3 separate regions of the Mus musculus genome follow, and all the other regions are linked to region 1. A link is a loop called in an ENCODE intact Hi-C map of the cell type or tissue named here. Cell type or tissue: left cerebral cortex. All regions are shown on one strand. Links, peaks and the distances in the headings refer to the core of each region. The heading gives the core; the rest is flanking DNA.

Region 1 (5,590 bases), core at 1,260-3,759:
ACAAAAGGGTTTGTGATGCCAACTCAATCAGACGTGCCGTTGATGGAGAATTATTCAAGTGCAAGCCAGAACGGGATAAAAAATAATTTCAGAGAGGCTTCTGTCAAAGCCAAGTTCTCCTGCGATGATGTTTCAAGTGAATGTGAGGAACTGTCCAGAGGTGAGGGAGGAAAATAACAACGACCAGAAGAGAGGGCTGCTGGGGGATTTAAAAGGAGGCTCAGCCTAACTATTCAGGAGGGGAGGGCGAGAGTCTCCTGCAGAGACTGGGGACTCAGTCCCACCTGCTTTCAGAGAGTAATTAGACCAGTAAGACAGTCTCTTCACTTGAAGCAGTTGGGGGGTCTAGAAATTAACCATTTGTGAGTACTCTGTCCTTGGGCAGTTAAACCCTGGACTAAGTCGGTAGGTAGGACAATTCCTCCCTCCTCCCTCCCCCCTCCCCCCTCCCCCCTCCCCCCTCCCCCCTCCCCCCTCCCCCCTCCTCCCTCCTCCCTCCTCCCTCCTCCCTCCCCCTCCCCCCTCCTCCCTCCTCCCTCCTCCCTCCCCCCTCCCCCCTCCTCCTTCCACAACAACAAGCTAGAAAGAAAAGTCTTCCTATCTTCTCATCCACGTTGCATCTGCAAGAAAGAATATGGAGAGCTTTCCTTTGCAGTAAATCCAATTCATATTAAAAATGGCAGGAAAACTCAGGGACCAGCTGATCAAACATTCCAGGTATGGCTCCATTAGCTGGGAGCAAATTAGAAAACCAAATGAAATCAATCAAATACTAAAAGTGAGCACAAGAAAGAACGTCTTCCTGAGGATCCAAACAGGACCTTAGGGCTGGGTGGGAGTCCTGAGTGACAGTGCTCTGAGAAATGCTCACCACTAACTACAGTGCCTGCGATGATGTTTGCGCTCTGGATAAACAGGAGCTTCGGATGTGTTTCCGGGATCTGCATTTTATCCCGAGATTACAAATCCACAAAAAGCATCCCTTTAGCTCTTCTCTCCCTGTCCTGATGCTGTTTATGGAAATGAGCAGATGGAGCAGGCACTCGGGCTTGTCATCCCAGAAGCGCGGAAGGGAAGGGTTTGTGTCTTTTCTTAGGGTGATGTAAAGCACACACCGTCTTCTCCATGGTACTTCCTACCAAGCCAACCCAATCTAACACTGCAGGGAAAATTATAAAATATCCCTGCTCGCCACTGAGTTCTCAGTGTTACCTGAAAAGAGGTCTGGTGGGCTTTTCATATTGGTATTATCCTACTGAGAGATACCCTGTATAGAAGTCAGGTCTGGTAAAAGTGTGGAGGTTGGGGCTGGAAAGGTGGCTCAAGAGTGTCCCCAGAGCTCCCAGGGACTAAACTACCAACCAAAGAGTACACATAGAGGGACCCATGACTCCAGCCACATACGTAACAGAGGATGGCCTTGTCAGACATCAATGGGAGGAGAGGCCCTGGGTCCTGTGATGGCTCCATTCCCTACTGTAGGGAAATGCCAGGACAGGGAAGTGGGAGTGGGTGGGTTGGTGAGCATGGGGACGGGGGATGGGATAGGGGATTTTCAGAGGGGAAACCAGGAAAGGGAATAGCATTTGAAATGTAAATAAAGAAAATATCTAATAAAAATAAAAGAGTTAAGAGCATGTGATGCTTTTACAGAGGACCTGGGTTCGGTTCCCAGGCCACACGTGATGGCTCACAACCACTTGTAACTCCCATTCCAGCAGATCCAATCCCTCTTTTGGCCTCCAAGGGGACAAGGGATACGTGTGGTGCACAGACAAACATGCCAGTAAAACATTCATACACGCAAAATAAAAATAAATACTTAAAAATATTTTTAAATATGGTTAGTTAATAAATCCTAGTCCCTAGATGTGGGGAAGGAAGGAAGGAAAGGCAGGAGGGAAAAGAAGGTGAGGAGGGAGGCGGGATAGAGGCAGAGAGATCTTGCTGAGGACCCAGGTTCAGTTGCCAGCACCCACGTAGCAGCTCATAAGGGCCTGCACTTCCACAGAGCATCCTCTTCTGGCCTCTACAGTGCACATGCCTACAAGCAAGCAAAACGGGTGTTTTAATGTGTGTTGCTCACACACATTAAAAAAAAAAATCTTAAAGCAAAAAAAGAATTCTTCCTCAAGGGCTTACCGAACCAGCTCAAGCTATGGTTCACAATAGGATAGTCGTAGGTTGGAGGTGTTTATGCATGTGCTCACACGGGTGTGCAGAGGGAGAGAGCTCACCACCAACATGGATTCCCACCCCACCCCCCAAGGACCACAGTCCCCGAGAGGTGCCCTTCCCTCTGTGCTTGTACTAAAGGCATGTGCATCTTTGCCCAGCATTCTCACCTCGGCTGGCGGTTTTTGAGGCTACACAACATCCCTTTCCAACACCTCCACTCTCGTGTCCTCCATACAGAGTGCTCCTCCACACCACGTATCTGAGTGATGAGCCCTGTCTTCCAGCTGAAGAACTGCATCTCACAGAATTTCCTGTTCTAACACTAGAATACTTTTAAAAGCTTGAGCATCGACTCGAAGTGTACTAGTATGAATTTGGATTGGAAGATAATTAGTGTTACTTCAGAAACCATGAAGTACGGTGTGAGGGAAACAAGGCCTATTCTGAAGAATGTCAGCACTATTGGCCAGTGGGACAAAAACAAAATCGACTTCAAGGAAATGAATATATTTTTAATGCTTGTAGAAACATTGTTCACATAATTAAAACAATGTAAGAAATTTCCACCAGGCTTGGTGGCTTACCCCATACTCCCTTGAAAAACTGAGGAAGAAAGAGCCTGAGTGTGAGCCAGCATAAATAAGAAACTAAATAAATAAATAGGAAGGGAGAGAGGGAGGGAGGGAGGAAGGGGGAGGGAGGGAGGGAGGGAAAGAAGGAAGGAAGGAAGGAAGGAAGGAAGGAAGGAAGGAAGGAAGGAAGGGGAAAGGGAAAGGGAAAGGGGAAGGGGAAGGGGAAGGGGAAGGGAAAGGGAAAGGGAAAGGGAAAGGGAAAGGGAAAGGAAAGGAAAGGAAAGGAAAGGAAAGGAAAGAGAAAGAACGTAATGTTCCTAACTGGCTACTGGCATGAGTATTACCAACTCTCCAGTTGTCCCTCGCAGACACTCAAAGAACTATGGAGAAAGAAGAATTCTGGAAACATTAGTTATCAATATCTACCCATGAAGGTTCTGAAATGCCCTGATAATTGATTATTGAAATATGAAAGAGCTTGTTAGTACATACCTGTAATCCCAAGTGGTCAGGAGGCTGAGGCAGGAGGATTCAAAGTTTAAAGGCAGAGTGAGCTGACCTGCAGACTGAGTTCTAAGAGGAGCCTGGGCTCCTAAAATCCTAAAAGAGGGCTCAGAACACAGCCCAGGGGTGGAGCACTTATACAGAGTGTGTAAGATCTGTGTTTGGTCACCAGTAGTCCCCACCCTCCAAAATAACAGGGGGGAGAGTAAAAGATAATTTTCCTAATTTACTAAATACTGCGGGTCTTTTTAAGCCACCCTATACACAACCAGAAAAAAATGGAGCCAGTTTGGCTGTGAGCCCACAGAATCCTGATTGCTGTTTATAAACAACTCCGCTGTACTTGTGCTCCACAGGCACACAGACCTCTAGCTGCCAAGGAAGTCCTGCAGCCTCACCCCCATGGCTAGCCCACCACCGTCGTCGAAAGTGCTGTCCCGAATGGCCATGCTCAGCACAGAGCCACGGGGTGTATGCCTATCATAGCTCACACCTTAATTTCTGCAGCTGCCCAGGAATTTTTTCCCCATAGTCCAAGAACCTAGATCAGTGAGGAGGAAATAAATTGTCTAGATATGGTATGTGAGAGTGACCAAGATTAAATTTCTCTGCCTGCAAGATGTACTCTGATAGCAGATTAATAAGATTACATCTCCACACCGGAGCAAAGTGCCACCTTTAATCATTTCCCAGCGTGGGCCACCCAGTCTCTCACTCGTTAGGTTCATGAACAAGAGGAAAAAGATCACCAGGCAGGGTCAAAGGTCAAAACACCTTGTCTCTGAAGGCCTTTTCCTCACGAAGGGTTCTATGAATCAAAGCAAGGGTATAACCAACCTCATATTTCAAACAAGGGAAGAAGAATAGAGCCCCCCGTGAGTTTATAAGGGAAGCGGGGCAAGCTGCTGCTCTCAGAAGCAGACCACATTCGCAAGGAGCATCTGTTGTTAAGTTGTATGCATGCGTCATGGATGGAACGAAGCTGAGGTCAGCGCTTATGGGGTGAACTGTGGACCCAACTGTAAAGTGAGCCCCTAGGGTCTTCTACCTGTTTATGAGCCGTGGCTACTGGGAAAAAAAACTAGTCTGTGGTCAGGATGCAAAGCAAACCTCTTGCCTGAGTAAGTAAATTTCACCATGAACAAGGTCTGGAGATAGAATCTATGCCCCCAGGTGACTGAATTCTTTTGGTCTAGGTCAATGCTAGCTCTGTTCCTGTAGCAACAGTGTTCTCTTCTTTCTATCTTCTCCTGTGGAAAGCCGGTACGTGCTGCGAGCAATCGCATGTGTGCCGCCAGTAATCTCTGAGGAGAGCCGTGTGTGCCGCGAGCAATCGCCATTATAAGATGGCGCGGGCCTCCGCTGTGCCTAACTAGTAAACAAGTCCTGTACGCAGGTGCAAGAGTGAATTCACTCCTAGTCACTCCCATTCTCGGGGTGTAATAGTGGGGTGATGGGCAAGCAACGAATCGGGAGCTGTCACGCCATATCAGGTGCTGAAACGTCACGCTGCGGGTTATAAAAGCAGCGCCATTTTCCCGGTTTGGGATCTTCCTGAGAAGCAAGCAATAAAGCTTTTGCCGCGGAAGATTCTGGTTTGTTGCGTCTTTCTTGCCGGTCGAGCGGGACGCAATAAGTGGCGCCGAAGAACCCGGGAACTGTCATCACACCGGCGCAAGGAAGATCCCTCGTTCGCGGGGCAGAATCAGAACCGTGGGACAAAAGGCTCTACAAGGTACGTACAATCTTGAAATTTCTTCAGAGTTAGAAGCCCTTTTGATTGTTTGCACGGCGATTATGAGGATTGTCAGCAAATGGTAGAAGCGGGGCAGAAAGTTCTGGACGAAATTCAAGAAAGTCTATCAGAGGTAGAGCGGGGAGAGAAAGTAAAAGTAGAGAGGAAACAAAGTGCACTGAAGAATTTAGGCCTTTCCACGGGCCTTGAGCCCGAGGAAAAGAGATATAAAGGAAAGAATGCCTTGGGAGAGATAAGAAAAAGGGATGGAAAGGGAGAGAAGAAGGGAGATCGAGCTGGAGAGGCACATAAGGAAAGGAGCCTCTACCCGCCACTGGATGAATTTAAGCAGCTAGCTCTTAGTAACTCAGAACCAGATGAAGGGATTAGCGCCTCTGAAGAAATGGACTCGGAGGAGGAAGCAGTTCGTTATAAGGGAGAAAGGTACCAGCAAGATAAAATGTAAGCTACTCAGTCCAGAAAAAGGCAAAAAGCTGCTGGCGAAAGCCAGCTTGCTGCTCGGCCTCCGGACTGTCGGCTTCAGGGTCCTAGTGCACCTCCGCTTTATGTGCAGAGGTAGTGGTCAATTTTTACCTACTCC
Region 2 (4,731 bases), core at 1,263-3,762, 180 kb before region 1:
AGGTCATGCAGCTGTGTAGCTAGGAGGTCAAACCTCTTGGACTCTAACACCCTTAAGTATTCCCCATGGCTGACCTTTTCCAAGGGCCCTCAGACTGGCTTATACAATATCTTATATGCAGACAATCTTTTGTTTCCTTACACAGAAGGGAAATTAAGCTGAAAGGAGGTAGAAAGGAACTTGTGTGCAGCACACACAGCCTTGAGAGAGGAGCAGCAGACTAATCTGGAATCAAACCAGCAAGGTCCGGAGAGAGCGCGCATCTCCATCTGGCCTCTGGAGAGGAAGGAGGTGATTGTGCAGGCTACAGAGTGGAGGCTCAGCCTGCTGGGCCCTGCTGCTCCCAGGATGTTGCTGCAGACCACCCTATGGGGACCCCCGCTGTGGATGCTAAGCAGAAGCTGGGAGAAATGCCTGACTGCAGGAGAGCTGCTTCCCCTGTGCTGCATCAAGCCTGGGGGAACCAGACCGAACCCTTTCCCACCTGTTCTATTTGCAGCATCCCAGGCCTTCAGTGCTGCCCATCTACAAGCAGCTGGAGAAGGAGGGGCTACAAGGATGAGGACAAAGATGCTTCAGAGAGAGCAGTGTGTGTGTGAGTGTGTGTGTGTGTGTGTGAGTGTGTGTGTGTGTGTGTGTCTGTCTGTCTGTCTGTCTGTCTCTTTGTGTGTCTGTTTGTGTGTCTCTGTGTGGTATGTATGACTGTGTGTGAGTGTGTGTGTGTGTGCGCGCGTGTGTGTGTGTGTGTGTATGTGTGTGTGTCTGTCTGTCTGTCTGTCTCTTTGTGTGTCTGTTTGTCTGTGTCTGTGTGTCTCTGTGTGGTATGTATGACTGTGTGTGTGTGTGTGTGTGTAAGTGTGTGTGTGTGACTGTATATATGTGTCTGACTCTGTGTGTATGTGTCTGTCTGTCTGTGAGTCTTTGTGTGGTATGTGTGACTGTATATTATGTGTGTGTGTGTGTGTGTGTGTGTGTGCATGCATGCATGTGTGTGTGTAGTATGTGTGTGGTATGTGTGTATGTATGTGCATGCATGCATGTGTGTGTGTAGTATGTGTGTGGTATGTGTGCATGGTGTGTGTGTGTGTGTGTGTGTGATTGTATATAAATATGTGTGTGATTCTGTATATATGTGTGTGACTGTACATATGTGTGTGACTCTGTATGTATTGTGTGACTGTACATATGTGTGTGACTCTGTGTGCTGTGTGTGTGTGTGTGTGTGTGTGTATGTGTGTGTGTGTACATGTGCCAGTGCATATGGAGGCCACAGAACAGCTTTGGGTTTCAAAAGCCTTCCACTACTTTTTAAGACAGGGTCTCACTGACCTGAAGCCCACTAACCAAGCTACGCTGGCGAACCCAGGAGTCCCAGGAATGAACCTGTCTACCTCCCCAACAAAGCTGGGATTATACTACACCCGACTTTTTTTTACACAGCTTCTGGGGGTTGGACTTGTGTCCTATGGTTGCATACACTCTACCAACTGTGCCTACACTTTACCAACTGAGCCATCTACCTGTCGGTTACTTAGGCATGCCTGAAGTGTTGAGAGAAAAAGGCTTGCTCTATAGCCCACTCTACGTTTTCCCATAAACCCCTGTCGAGTTACTGATCATCAGGTCTTAAGCAGAGAGAGCGAGTCTTACAGGTTCAGGCACAGATAAAACCAGTTCTCCATCCTCTCTGGCTCCTGCATCACCACGTAACAATCACCTCTTCAAAGTTCTTGACCCCCACCCAATCTGAGGTGCTCCAGCTAGCTCAAGGGGGAGCAGAGAAAGCAAGACTTACGTAAAAAGAGAAACATGGCTCTCTGGCAATCAAGACTGCCACACAGCAAGGCAAGATTTCAAAAGCCTGTGCATGCACTACTGAAGCAAATCCAGGATGGCTTCTGTGCCCAATGCCCTTGTCCCTGCTTTAACAAAGGTGGGCCTGTCCCTCGACCCACATTATGCAGGGAAAAGAGATTTATACAAAGGATCGCCTATTTGCCACTTCTTCATTCTATTACAGGCGGGAGCAGAGGCTGACACCCACAAGGACCCTTTCCAGCCAGGGATTATATATCATGCCATAGAAATACAGAAAAGACAAATTATCCTGAGATCATCACGCTTCCATTGACCTGCTCAAGGTTTAAACCCATCTGCAATTAGATGCCGTAGCCACAGATCTGCAGGCGGCTTAAATCGTCAGCAACGGGCTGTAATCCTGGGGAAACAGAACAGGGTGGATTTTTATGGGTATCTAAGTTTGGATTCCGTGGGTCTGATTTTGATTCGTGGGAGGTTAGTAATCTGCTCTTGTTACCCAGATCCTCCTCAGTTTCTGAGGTATTTATAATATGATATCTAACTCAGGCTTGAAACACTCATGAAAATTAACGGCATTATTTTTAAAAAATGTAACCGGGGAGAGAGATGGCGAGGGAAAGCGGTGTGACGTGACAAAGGCTCATCACTCTCGCACATCCACCAGAGAGTTCGCCCAGCTGCTGTGACTGATGAATCTCACAGCTGCTAATGTGCCCACTCTTTGGTCAGACCTGCCTTTCTAACGTGGAGACTTATTAAGAAATCTATTTTACTGCCTGCTATAATAGGAGAAATTGAAAATCTATCCACAGTGGGAGCATAGATGTTTTATTTATTTTAACACTTAAAAAGCATAAGCCACCTGATGTGAAGATTTGGGGGCATAGTAGAAATGGCCACCATGCTAATGATCACCATGGTGGCGGCGGCGGCTGCTGCTGCTGCTGCTGCTGCTGCTGCTGCTGCTCTGCTGCTGCTGCTGCTGCTGCTGCTGCTGCTGCTGCTGCTGCTGCTGCTGCTGCTGCTGCTGCTGCGTCTTCTTCTTCTTCTTCTTCTTCTTCTTCTTCTTCTTCTTCTTCTTCTTCTTCCTCTTCTTCTCCTCCTCCTCCTCCTCCTCCTCCTTCTCCTTCTCCTTCTTTTTCTTCTTCTCCTTCAATAATGTGTCCCCTCCTAGGCACTTCCTATGTGTGTACCATTGTTGTGAACACATTACCTCATACTTCACCCATTGAGCAGGTTAGAGCACAGACAGGCATACAGCTGACACTGGCTGACCTACAGAGTTTGAACCCCACACCCATTATCCATCTGATATACTACTTGGTTTACACTGATAATTCTGAGAGGCAGACAGACAGACAGACAGACAGGCAAGCAAAGAGAGAGAGAGAGAGAGAGAGAGAGAGAGAGAGAGAGAGAGAGAGAGAGAGAGAAGAAACCCATTAGATCATGACAATCATGCCCCTGGAACATTAACTATGCTTTAAATACCTTCATTTATGAGTTTAATAAAAAGCCAGCTAGGTGAGTTCTAAGTCTATACTATAAAAAGATGGATTTGTCCAAACATCCCCAAAATATGACTGCAGACTCTTAAAAGGAAAGAAGAATTGTCTGTTCAGAGCACAAGGACATCAGTGTGTTCCCCCAGCGAGACAAGTCTGCATCCCGTCTTCAAAGAACACACACAGCTTCTTCTGGCCAGAAGATCTGATTTCTTCACCATGTCAGAGTGAAGCCAACTTCATCTCAGGGCCAGAAGAGAAGTAACAGTGGTGGACAAATCCACAATACTGTGGTATTCTCCTCCCATGGAAATTAGGTCTGCCAAATGGTCCATAGCGAAACACTGCCCACCTCAGTAATTCCCAAGGCTGATCTTCCAGAGGTCAGCGTGGCACCTGAAGGGCAACATTGAGCAAGGAATCAGAATGTATGTGCGATGTGGGTTAATGGCTCCTAGGGGCAGCTCGTCCACAAATCAGATTCCACGAGAGTGATGGTCTGTGACTCAGACCTGAATCCAATTGTCTGGGGCTTTCTGTCCCTTAAACTACACTCTGAGAGGGCAGAGTTCCAAGTCCCTTCATTCTCTATGCCTTTGTCTGAGTCATGCTTTTTCTTGCTGGAAAAAAAAAATTATTGCTCTTGCTTTTCTGTAGATCACCACTTTGTTATTGAGCCACAGCTCTCTGCACTTTGATGATGAAGGGGCTAAACTTTAGCAATCTCCCAGGTGGGATTCCTAAGGAAGCAAGCTTTGAGATGAATATCTGGTCAGGAATGAGCTTAGGACTGCCAAGGAAACAGGAGAGGAGGGAATAGGGGAAGCAAGGCAGGACCACCCAAGTCTTAGCCAGCCTAGCAAGGAGCTTGGGAACCGAATGTCGTGCCATCTAGAACTGTCCCAAGGTGGGTGAGCAGTTGTCCACTGAGGAGCTGTTGGCTCTGGGTCTGCCTAGAAAGGCAGCTGGAGGAGTCCTTCCCTCCTGGAGGGTAGACAGACAATCTTCCAAGGCATCTATGTTTCTTTCACCATAGGCTTCTTCCCTCTTGAAGCAAATTTTATCCTTTCTGCATCACAAACCAGAAAAAAGACTGAATATGGAGAGGGCTAAATCTGCCGTTCTCCAGCCAGGGCTGCACCAGGGCTACAACTAGGCTCCTACTGTATCCAAAGCTCTGATGACCATCCCCCAACACTACAAGAAAAAAAAAAAACATTCGCAGCCATGATGTGCCTTCTCTCTGCCCCCACACTCTGGCATCCTCTTGCTTCATGGCTCTTAGTCTCCTGCAGGCTCACACTTAGACCTCTCTTTACCAGAAATGCTTCTTAGACTCCAGGCCGAGCCGAATGGACGAAATCTTGCTGCCAGTGGATCTCATAGCTCTCTGTAGCTCTCTGCC
Region 3 (4,731 bases), core at 1,263-3,762, 180 kb before region 1:
GTGTGTGTGTGTGTGTGTGTGACACACTACAGAACCGCCATTGCTGATTATAGTCAAAACTACCACACTATACCAAGGGCTCACGGAGTCCAACAGGGGCTTAGCATGTTAAATACACAATATCATTTCATTAAATCTCCAGGGAATGACTGGAATATAAGAATTACTATGCCCACTTTTCAGATAATAGCATTAAGGCTCAAAGAAACGCAGGCACCTATCCCAGCTTAAGTTACTAGTTACACAGAACAAATATCTAAACCCAGCTATGCCTGACTGCAGCAACCATGTTCAAACTGAACACCCTGGTGAACATCCTCTCACCAACAGACCAGGGTCCTAGACGCACATAGATTCAAGGCAACACTTGGGCACAACAGTCTGAACTCCATGGTACTGTAGGCAGGTGTTTAAATAGCTTACTGCCAACCCAGCTCACACACGTCACGCAAAAAGAGAAAGCAGAGTAGTTATAAGATCTCACTGGCTGAATGAGGCATACAATCACAAATCTCAGTGGCCATGTTGTTGATGTCTGCATCTCTATGTCCTAGCTTGTTTCTCTGTTGCTGTGAAAACCAACGTGGGGAGGAAAGAACTAATACAGCATATGGCTTACACTTCCACATCACAATCACAGTGCATCAACGCAGGTGTTCAAAACAGGAATTGGAAGCAGGAATGAAACAGAGACCATGGAGGGAAGTTGTTTATTGGCTTGTTCTCTGTGCCTTGTTCAGCCTGCTTTCTTATACAACCCAGGGCTACCTGCCCAGGGCTGGTACCACTCATGATGGGCTGTGCCACCCCATATTAATCATCAATTAAAAAGATGCCATAGAACAATCTGACAGAAATAAGTCCACGATGTGCAGTGGTGGCACATGCCTTTAATCCCAGCATGTGAGAGGCAAAGACAGGTAGATTTCTGAGTTCGAGGCCAGCCTGGTCTACAGAGTGAGTTCCAGGACAGCCAGGGTTACACGGAGAAACTCTGTCTAAAAACCGAGAAAAAGAAAGAAAGAGAGAGAAAGAGAGAGAGAGAAAACGATTCCTCAGTCATGTTTCCTCTTCCCAGATGACTCTAGTTTGTATCAAGTTGATGAAACCTAACCCACACACCCTACAAGAGTCAGATATTGAAATTTACCCTTGAGGGTAGTAGTAGTATGAGGTGGGGCCATTGGAAGGTAACTAGTTCATGAATGGGAATAGAGCCCTTGTAAAAATGCCCCCCAAAAGAACCCCGTTGTCTCTTCTGGAATGTGAGAACACGAAGAAGGATCTGCCATAAGGAAATACCCTTGCCAGACACCAAATATGCCAAGACCTTGACTGTGGACTTCAGAGCTGCAGAACTACAAAAAAACAAGTTGCTCCTGATAATAAATAAAATGTTCTAAGGCATTTTGTTATCATTACTGAAATAAGTGAACACACGGAGCCTAGTAAGGCCTCTAAAGCCGGACCAAATGGCCCGTCTTCTCATACCTGCCTAGTCCCGCCAGCCACGCACTGCTCTTATAAAGCACACGCAGAGCCTGCAGACTTTCCCACAGGCACCTAAGGCAATCTAGTCACACCGAAAACACAAATCTAAAGTGCACAGCCAGACCTGCAGATGGAGCTGGGCTAGACTGTTAGCCTAGCACGCAGAAGACCCTGGGTTCTGTCTACAGACCCTGAAAAGAAATTAAACATAAAATGCGTATCCAGCTGAAAGAGAAAAAGGAATGTTCTAGCATGCCTCTGGTGATGACGCTGGTTCAAAAGATGACCGGGGTCAAGGCTACTTCTCATTCAGGCTTGTCACACCTGAAAGGAAAAGGCAGGTAGGGTGAGGAGATCTAAAGAATTAATGTATTAAAACATTTTTTTCATATTTAATTCCTGTGTTTCCATGGCAACTGAGCCATCAACCAACAAATGTGCCCTTCTCTCCTGCAAACTAAAAAAAAAAAAAAAATGTTTTCTTCCAAGAAGAAAATGTTAACAACACGTTTATCTACCTTGCTGAGTAATGTGTCTGGGGAGCTTCCAAAAGATTCCACACTTTTTCTAATTTTCCCATCTTCCACATTCTTCAAAGACTCGTTCAAGAATTAAGTTCTGAATATGGACAGAAAAGCTACAGTGTGATGCAAAAGTGGGGGTGCATACCTAGGAGGAGATGCAGAAGTGGGGTGCATACTTAAGAGAAGAGTTTTGGTCAGCCCTTTCCTGAACCCAACGAAATTCTGAAATTGGGGATTTTCACTGTAAGCTTGCTAGCACATGGTTTCCAAACGATATCTACTGACTGGGTCAACTTTGTAACCCCATTAATATTGTGTGGTCTCTTCTAAGTACTGTAACTACCCAAAGCTCACCCTGAGACACTCCGCTCTCTGTTGCAGCCTTGATCACATGTGGCCACTAAGCCTTGTCTGTCTGTATTTCCCTCTGCCCCAGAAACTGGGTTTCTCTGATGCTTCTGGAAGCCACAGGACAGCTGCCAACACCCGGCACACCCTGAGCCCGGCATCCTACCAGTGAGAGCTGAGTTTCTGCAGCCTTAAATTACATCTCTAGCACCGTCTCCTCTTCTCTCCTTGTAACTCATTTGTTAGCCTAGAACTCCAGAGAGCTGTGAGTGCAGCCAGCTCACCTGACCACTCCTTTCTATGTGTCCCACATGCCTTTCCTGGACTATACCTAACTGCTGATATCTCTGAGGAGGGCTCTAACTTCCTTCAGAGTACCAGTAATTGGAATTCCCCCTTCAAAATGATATTTTTAAACACGGGCTTCATCTTTTAGCTTGTTGCTTTGCATTTGAAAGGGGAAAGGTGACTACTCAGAGGGAAGAAATGAACCACACATAGTAGAGACAGGAAGTCACAGTGAAAAATAAACTCTAAACAAAGCCCTAGACTCTGTCAATGGCTACAGAGAACAGATCTCTAATGTCTTGACTCTTCTTGGGGTGTTTTCTGGACTTGCTTCAGTGTGAAGTCCCCTCACTAGATCATCCATCCAAGCTGCCTGATAATAGAAACAGGAGGCCCAAAAGAGATGGAGGACAGCAGGAAGGTTCCTACCACAACTGCACAAGACAGTTTGATCACCTGCAGTTACAGCTTCCTTCCTGAGACCTGGTTTCCTAATGCTGCTCTGGAATGTAAGAATAAAATATTCAAGGCTTGGTCCTCAATTCTGGGTCACGGAATGTAGTGAATGTTGGATGGTGAGTTCCACGGGTGTTTCTGTTGGGCAAGCAGGCCTGAGACTCCCAACCCAGGAATTCTGAGTGCACATGGGAAGAGACAGCTCTGTGTTCATCCTACATTTCAGAGCATACAAGCCCATGAGCGACATGAGCTAACTCATTCTTGTACCAATTTTCTCTTTCTGCTATACACATGACCACAAGCCGAATAGCTAACAAAGAACTCCAATTTGTGATCTTGTTTCTATAGAGGTCCAAAGCCTGAAATCATTTCAGGGAGCTAAAACCAAGGTGGTGACTGAGCTGTGTTCCTTTTCAGGGGTCTAAAAAGTTCTTCTCCAAAATTCTCCTCCTTGTCTCTTCTCTTCTCTTCTCTTCTCTTCTCTTCTCTTCTCTTCTCTTCTCTCCTCTCCTCTCCTCTCCTCTCCTCTTCTCTTCTCTTCTCTTCTCTTCTCTTCTCTTCTCTTCTCTTCTCTTCTTTTCTTTTTTTTTCCTCCTTGTCTTTCTAGCTTCAGCTTCTAGAAGCCCCTTGTAGCCTGGAGTCCCAGCCGGCAATGGTATCGATGGCCCTCGGTTTCTGGACCCCAGCTCTCTTGCTTCGGTCTTCCGTTAATCAGATCCATTGTAATTACAGTTTGTTGGGCTTGCCAGGATAACCAGGGGAAAGCTCTCCCATCTTAAGATTTTTGACTGTAATCTCATCTGCAAAGTTCTTTTTGCCACATAGGAAAACACATCCGCCAGCTCTCTGGATTCCGCGTGGACACAACTGGGGAATGTGGTGCGCTCATCTGCTCACCTGACTCATCTTCTAGGAATGTTGGGGGATCCAATCAGAGGGCGTGTGTCTGCCAGAGCCTCAAAAACATCTTTGGCTTCATCCTCCTTGCTCTTTCTGCTTTTTTTCTACCCCCTATTTTATGACTGATGATCCTCTCCCGTTTCATCGCTCCTTGACACCCAGTTCCGGATGAGACTCAGTGTTTGCTTCTGATGGAGAAGAAGAGTCGCTCTGCCCTTGGCAAGCAAAGAAGAAAACTAATTTCAGCGCATGAGTTTACAAACTTTTTTGCAAAACAAGTTTGGAACGCTCTGCCACCAAATATTGTCAATCAGCATTCTTGGCACGCCTGCTTCATTAGATGCTATGCAAGTCATGCGGGTCTTCATCGTTGTTGAAACAGCGAATCTGCGCCTTCTGTGTGGTTCCAAATATTTGTAATAGAGCTGCTTCTAAATATATAAGCATGGCATCAGGCCTCACATGGCAATCCTCTCTCTATGGTGACAGGGAGTATCAAGCCCAGCAATATCACCCTGGGGAGTTTTGCTCATGATAATAGAGTATCAGAGAGGCCGAGGGAGCAACGAATGTACAACAGGGTGAGGCCCGATGGGCAGCTCTCTTTGCTGAAGGAGAAACAGCTGGGAATCCACTGTGGATGTTACAGAAAATGAGAACGTTTCTCAGAAATTAAGTTCAGGGAAGATGAAATCGAAAGCACAAGGAAAAAAATGCTCGC

Evidence for each region. Hi-C counts contacts between places; a loop is a spot of excess contacts. Peaks named below come from ENCODE experiments on the same cell type or tissue, not always from the same donor. Only the 100,000 strongest peaks of a DNase experiment are listed, where the experiment ranks them.
Region 2: a loop joins it to region 1, with 5 times the contacts of the local background. A loop is called at or near these places in 4 of 42 quality-filtered maps.
Region 3: it touches region 1 in a loop (3-fold over the local background); 5 of 42 quality-filtered maps call a loop at or near these places.

Annotation. Positions count from the first base shown.
Region 1 is chr3:51,096,549-51,102,138 of GRCm38, forward strand. No RefSeq gene overlaps it. Among named protein-coding and RNA genes, the nearest start is that of Gm29230, 10 kb to the left of the region's middle. In left cerebral cortex, for the core only: a CTCF peak has its summit at 2,446; no DNase peak of the experiment used is centred there; H3K27ac peaks cover 257 bases.
Region 2 is chr3:50,912,809-50,917,539 of GRCm38, forward strand. No RefSeq gene overlaps it. Among named protein-coding and RNA genes, the nearest start is that of Gm37548, 26 kb to the left of the region's middle. In left cerebral cortex, for the core only: no CTCF peak of the experiment used is centred there; a DNase peak (open chromatin) is centred at 2,299; H3K27ac peaks cover 736 bases.
Region 3 is chr3:50,918,198-50,922,928 of GRCm38, forward strand. No RefSeq gene overlaps it. Among named protein-coding and RNA genes, the nearest start is that of Gm37548, 32 kb to the left of the region's middle. In left cerebral cortex, for the core only: no CTCF peak of the experiment used is centred there; a DNase peak (open chromatin) is centred at 2,499.